Linked DNA regions of Mus musculus: region 1 is linked to region 2. Evidence: chromatin loops called from intact Hi-C (ENCODE). Cell type or tissue: left cerebral cortex. All regions are shown on one strand. Each heading gives the region's core, and the rest is flanking DNA. Links, peaks and the distances in the headings are about the cores only.

Region 1 (2,909 bases), core at 226-2,725, 49 kb after region 2:
TTTCACACAAGAGATGATAAAATTCAAGGAGTTAAGTCTTATCTAATTGCATTATACCGGTTTGTTTTCATTATGCAGTCCGTTGGTGTTGTGTACATCTACACCATGGTAGAACTAGTCTCCAGAACATCTTATCTTCTAAAACTGGAACCCATCATTTCTTCCTCCCCTCAGACGTTGGCACCCTGCCATTGCGCTTTCTATCTCCCAGGAATGAGACTACTGTAGGCACTCCATGGATGTAGGATCATATGATACTTGAGATTTTTTTTCAAAGCTTGGCTTATTTCACTTAGCATAATATTTTTAAGGCTCACCAACAATACAGGATATGCCATTTTCCTCACTTTTTAGAAGTGAAAAATATTCTATTGTATGTGTGTATACATGCATACATACATATATGCAACACTATCTTTTGTGTGTGTGTGTTTCTTTTTGTTTTTGTTTTTTTTTTTTTTCAAGACAGGGTTTCTCTGTGTAGCCCTGGCTGTCCTGGAACTCACTTTGTAGACCAGGCTGGCCTCAAACTCAGAAATCCGCCTGCCTCTGCCTCCCGAGTGCTGGGATTAAAGGCGTACGCCACCACACCCGGCTGCAACACTATCTTTTGTCTGTATCCGCTTTCACAGTACTAAGACTATACAAGTAGGCCACCATGACCTATCTTTTTATGGAAGTTCTGGGTATCGAACTTGGGACCTCACACTTGCGTGACAAGCACCTATGGTCTGAGCCATCTCCCCATCCCCAAGAGAGAATTTGATGACATCCATCCTGCCCATCTTTCCGTCCCACAGATAGATATTCGGTGCGCTCTGTGTGTGAAGCACACATTTGAAATTTACAGTGTGGTAGGAGAACCAGATCTCTCCTGAGGAAGTGCACATTCATATGTCCTTGTAATGGTTTGTAAATAAATTCAAAGCATTAGAGACTGCTGAAGCCTGTGGGGAAGGAACCCTGGGAGGAGATAGACAATGCTTACATTTAGCTATCGCCATCATACCTGCAAAAGATGTAGGCTGCGGAGTCAGGAGGAAACAGAAGGCAAGAATCCAGAGATGGAGGCCACCTTGTCTCCCTGGCCAAGCAGAGAAGCAAGGACACGCCAGTACCATCTTCCACTTTCTCTGAGGCCAAGCTCACGAGACTGATGGCCTCTCTGGCAGCACCTCCAGGACTTATCTGAAGGATGTAAGACAGCTTTCTCCCAGAACCGTCCCCCCAAGAAACAGCTTGTGTGAGAGAGCTTCTTACAGCCGTGGTCCCTTTGCCATGTGTACGCTGCTCAAGGTCCTCTGCTGCCACCATTCAGAATCCAGTGGGGGCACAAGGATTAGTCACTACGTGAAAAACCAGGGGATCTGCATGGGGCACAGTAAGCTATTAATTAGCTGGTCCTTGTACAGCACTTTGAAGAACAAACATGTTATGTAACCGCTAATTATAATTACTGTCCTCAGCCCTCCACCTTTTACTAAGTCTGTGGCTCCAGCTGCAGCTGTTTCCATGGGCTTATGCAAGCTTTGATTTCGGGAGAGAAAAAAGGCATTCTCCCTGGGAGCTGGGCTCTTTCTGCGAGGAGGCTCGTGTGCCCTCCGTCAGGATTGGCAGCTAAATTCGATTTTCACAGATAAAGGGAGTGATTTGCATGCTGATGAAGTCATGCATCTCTGGAGAGGTGGGCTGGAGAAGCTTCTGGAAGTGGAGCAAGAGGTGCTGGTTGTCATGGTTCTTGCCTAGCTGCCCCTCCTTTCCCTTTCCCCGTTTTTCATCAGTCTTACGACATCCCGACTCCCACCCCCCGTGTGTCTTGTATTTATTTTACTGTGTCTCACGGTTCACTTCTTCCCCTATCATCATCTTTCCTTGTAGTCCCTCCGTCTTCCCCTCTGTCTGTATGTCTGTGTTTAATTCCAAACTGGGGAGAATGGATTATCTGTACACAGATTGCTTTGAATTATTTTAAAATACTTTTGAGGCTCTGTGCCTCTGAGTTAGTGGCTCAGATCTGTCATGTTTTTAATGGAGTGCAAACTCTAACAAGGTGGTAGGAGGTGAGGTTTTTTTTTTTTTTCCCCTCTACGGCCAGTTTGAACTAGAAACTCCAGACAGCTGGGAATTAGGTAACTACTTTCGTGTCTGGAAAAACCCGAGGTGGAAGCTTCACATTAATGACTCAGTTTTACTTCAGGATCAAAGAGGCTGATTTGTTCCTGATAAGGCTGTCCCTGCTTCCATTCTGTCCAGGTCATTTGCCTTTTATGTTCTGAGTCTGGGTTAATAATTACAAGGTTAACACTCCACACTCCATCACTCCGTGTTCTTAGGAGAGCAACAACTCCGTCGAAACACTGACTGTTCATCTCTCAGGAGCCTTTCTGCATCCCGGAATCTGCCCTGGGTACTGCTGCAAATGCTACCAAGCTCCTGTTCCCCTCGTTACCTTCTTGGTTATCAGCCCTTCTCACCAGCCTAGCAAGTGCTCACTTGCAGCTAGGAAAGAAGGGCTGGCTGGGATAAATGGGCACAGTACTACATTAGCCACACTACTGGGCTGAGTCTGAATATGTCTGTACCATTTGGACGACTGACATTATTGCTGTGTCCCTGCACACCACCTTGCACACCCAGGGTTCTCTTGGGGCCCTTATGCTTGATCTCATTCCGTCCTCAAAACCTGTAAGACGAGTATTTTCAGTTCATAGCTGAGTGATCTGAGACTCATGGAGGTTAAGCAATTTCCTTAGGGTCATTCTGTAACCAGTACTTGATGGAGTTCTGATTTGAACCCAAGCCTGGAAGCCCTGGAATCCCACACGTCCCTCTTCATGCTCGCCCAAGCTTGAACTATTTGCATACCACCCTGATGATCTTTGACATAACTAAAGAATTATTTTCATAGC
Region 2 (2,909 bases), core at 94-2,593:
GAAAACTTGTTACAAGAGACTAGGAAGTTTATTTTAACGGTTTCTTCCTAAGGCAGCCCAAGTTCAGCCCTTATATGGGTGTATTTGCCTGCCTTAGAGGTAGGGCTAGTTCACCGGTGAGAAAGCAAATGAGGGTACCTGCTGAAGTGGGGAGTGCCCCCTGCACTTGGGCGGGCCCCACAGACAAAACTGATCTTCCTTCCTCAGCCTCCCTCAACCCCAATTCCTAACTCACGTTAACCCTCTGCTCCCCAGTCTCCCACCACAGTCCACCCAAAGCATAGATCTAAGCGACATTCACAGTTTCTCCTTGATCTAATATTGTCCTTTCTCTAATATTGCACTAATCTTAAGACGTGGTGGACTCTGTCCCTGAACACTCCATTTCTGATTCTCTCCAAAATTCAGAGGATCACCTGCCCCTTCCCGGATCCCCTCACGCCCTGATGCTGACCCTACTCTCAGAGCAGAGTTCTTTAACTCTGCCATATATTTCTCTAACCTTTTGTCCCCACCTTAAAACGGTCCCTCGGTTTCTAGAATACACGGTTGTCCTGTCTTCCATGTCTTTCTCACCACGTGTCTCTCCCCGTTCGATTCCTAACGTGCCAAGGAGGGCGTCGTCCAGCAAGTAGCTGGAACTTTTGTTTTGTCACCTGTTCCAGCATGTGCACCCCGGGTGAACTGGCCCATGACTAGTTTCCTCTCCTTTCTTTCCCTCCGCGCGGGCGGCCACCACCTCCCAACTCTCTGACCCGTCCAGTCAGAGACCCTTTCCTGTGGCTACTGCACTTCTCTGGTCTCCACAAGTCACACTTGCACTGCGATGTTTCCCCCCTAGCACAGTCCGCTTTCTCCCCGTGGCTCAGCTCGCGCGCAGCCGGTGCACCAGGCGCACCTAGATCCGGGGACCTGGGACCCTGCTCCCCGCCGGGACCGGCGCAACCCGGCGCCGGAAGCCTCTGCGCCGCCCCTTCCTCGCGCCTCTGGCCTTATCTCCTTGCACAGGGGCCTCCGGGGAGTGGCGGGCGCCGGGAGGGAGCCAGCGGCATGGGCCGGGGTCCCCGGGGCACGCGCCGCTCTCCAGGATGCGGGTTGCAGCGGCTGCTGCGGCTCGTGCTGCTGCTCAGCCTAGCCCGCGGCGTCAGCGGAGAGCCTGGCACGGAAGGTGAGTGCAGGGTACTCGGCGCGCAGGACGCTTCGCGCTCCGGATCTGGAGGCGCAGAGTCGGGGCGTGGAAGGATCATGGAGGCGGAGCGGCGAGAAGCACGCCAGACTGCCCGCCCCGGGGACTGTGGGGTGTGTAGTGGAGGCGGCCCTGCTCCAACTCGCGTCTCCCGGAGTGGGTGGGGGTGGGGTGGGGACTGGACTCGGGTGGGGGTTTGGGGGACCGGTGCGCCGCGTGGAGGATGTGGGAGGGCGAGCCGCTGGTTCTACAGCTTCCAGTCTCCCTGGCTTTTGCAGGACAAATTCCTGACCTGTAGTGGCTCTCCCACCACCACCTGTCCCTTTCCTTATTTTTCACTTCCACGAAGAACTAAATGTTAAGAATGTAAAGAAGAATAAGGAAGTTTATAGGAAGAGTTTATCCTTTAGTTCATTCATCCATTCGTTTATTTAGTCTGTTTATCCATGCATTTGTGTATCCATCCATCCATCCATCCATCCATCCATCCATCCATCCATCCATCCATCCGTAGAAAGTCCTTTAATATCTTCCCTGGGTCAGATGTAACCGTGCAATGTTGGCGTTCTAGTGGTTCATAGTCCCAAGGAGAGAGGCAGGCAAATAGTCTGTGTTTTAGACAAATTGGGACCAGTGAGCGTGGTGGGATTTACCTGACACGGAGGATTCAAACAGGAAAATGAGGCGAAGTCTGCCCACATAATAGCAGAACGTGTCAAGTGCTCTGAGAAGGTGTACTGGTCAGAGGAGAGGACAACTGTGTTTTACTGGGCAGCCATTATGCATGAGACAAGCTGAGCGGTTCCTTGGATTTCGGAAAAGGGGAGGGGTGCCCCATTCCATAGTAAGAGGTCTTTAGAAATGTGTGTAAAAAGGAATCCAATGTGTGAGATAGGTAGAAAGATTGCCTGCCGTGAGTTCCAGGCCAGTCTGAGCTACATAGTGAGTTCCAGAGTAGTTTAATCTACAGTGTGAAACACTGTGATCAAACAAACAAAACGAAAAGCCCAACAGAGTAATGGATGGATTTCAGACTGGGGATAGCGTGGGAAAGCAGGACGCAGAATACAGAAGGGGCTAGAGATGAGAAAACAGACTGGATTTGGCAAGAGGGAGTCAGTCTCATCTTGACTGGCAGAGAGAGCATGGTGTTTGGGTTTAACTGTTCCTTCCTGGTGAGAAGCCACCAGGAGCCATTGTAGGACACTGAGGGAGTGATGGCAAACAGTACATACATACAAGGACACCCAGTCTCTCTCTGGCATCTCCTTAATAAAGCCAAGCACTGAGCTCCAGAGTGGTGGTGGTTCATGCTTAATCCTAGAATTTGGGACACGGAGGAGGGAGGCACCATGAGTTTGGGATTAGTCTGGACCATAGAGTGGGTTGTCTCAAAAACAAACATTTGCAAAACCAAACAGGCTCTAGAAGTGGAAAAGAAACGAGATGAGTGGGCTTAGTGGAGCAGATTCCTGCCCTCCCAAATTCTCTTATCCTGCTACTTTGTTGTTGTTTGGGTTTTTTCCTGAGACAAGGTTTCTCTGTGTAGCTCTGGCTTTCTTTGTAGACCAGGCTGACCTTGAACTCAGATATCTCCCTGCCTCTGCCTCCCCAGTGTAGGGATTATTGGTTGCCTAGTGAATTTTACCATTACTTTGGGTATTTGATGTCTCAGCTTTCTAGAATGGCTCCCCTCCACCTCTGACATCTGGTACTTCAGTAG

The links. Peaks named below come from ENCODE experiments on the same cell type or tissue, not always from the same donor. Only the 100,000 strongest peaks of a DNase experiment are listed, where the experiment ranks them.
Region 1: a loop joins it to region 2, with 3 times the contacts of the local background. A loop is called at or near these places in 2 of 42 quality-filtered maps.

Annotation. Positions count from the first base shown.
Region 1 is chr4:59,387,340-59,390,248 of GRCm38, reverse strand. All of the region lies in intron 6 of Susd1 (sushi domain containing 1), which reads left to right. Among named protein-coding and RNA genes, the nearest start is that of Susd1, 50 kb to the left of the region's middle. In left cerebral cortex, for the core only: a CTCF peak has its summit at 1,313; DNase peaks (open chromatin) are centred at 1,342, 1,605 and 2,098; H3K4me3 peaks cover 648 bases; H3K27ac peaks cover 1,845 bases.
Region 2 is chr4:59,436,465-59,439,373 of GRCm38, reverse strand. Susd1 (sushi domain containing 1) reads left to right here and starts at 741. Exons shown (of 17, transcript NM_001163288.2): 1 at 741-1,168. The coding sequence starts at 1,051. In left cerebral cortex, for the core only: no CTCF peak of the experiment used is centred there; a DNase peak (open chromatin) is centred at 1,231; H3K4me3 peaks cover 1,135 bases; H3K27ac peaks cover 414 bases.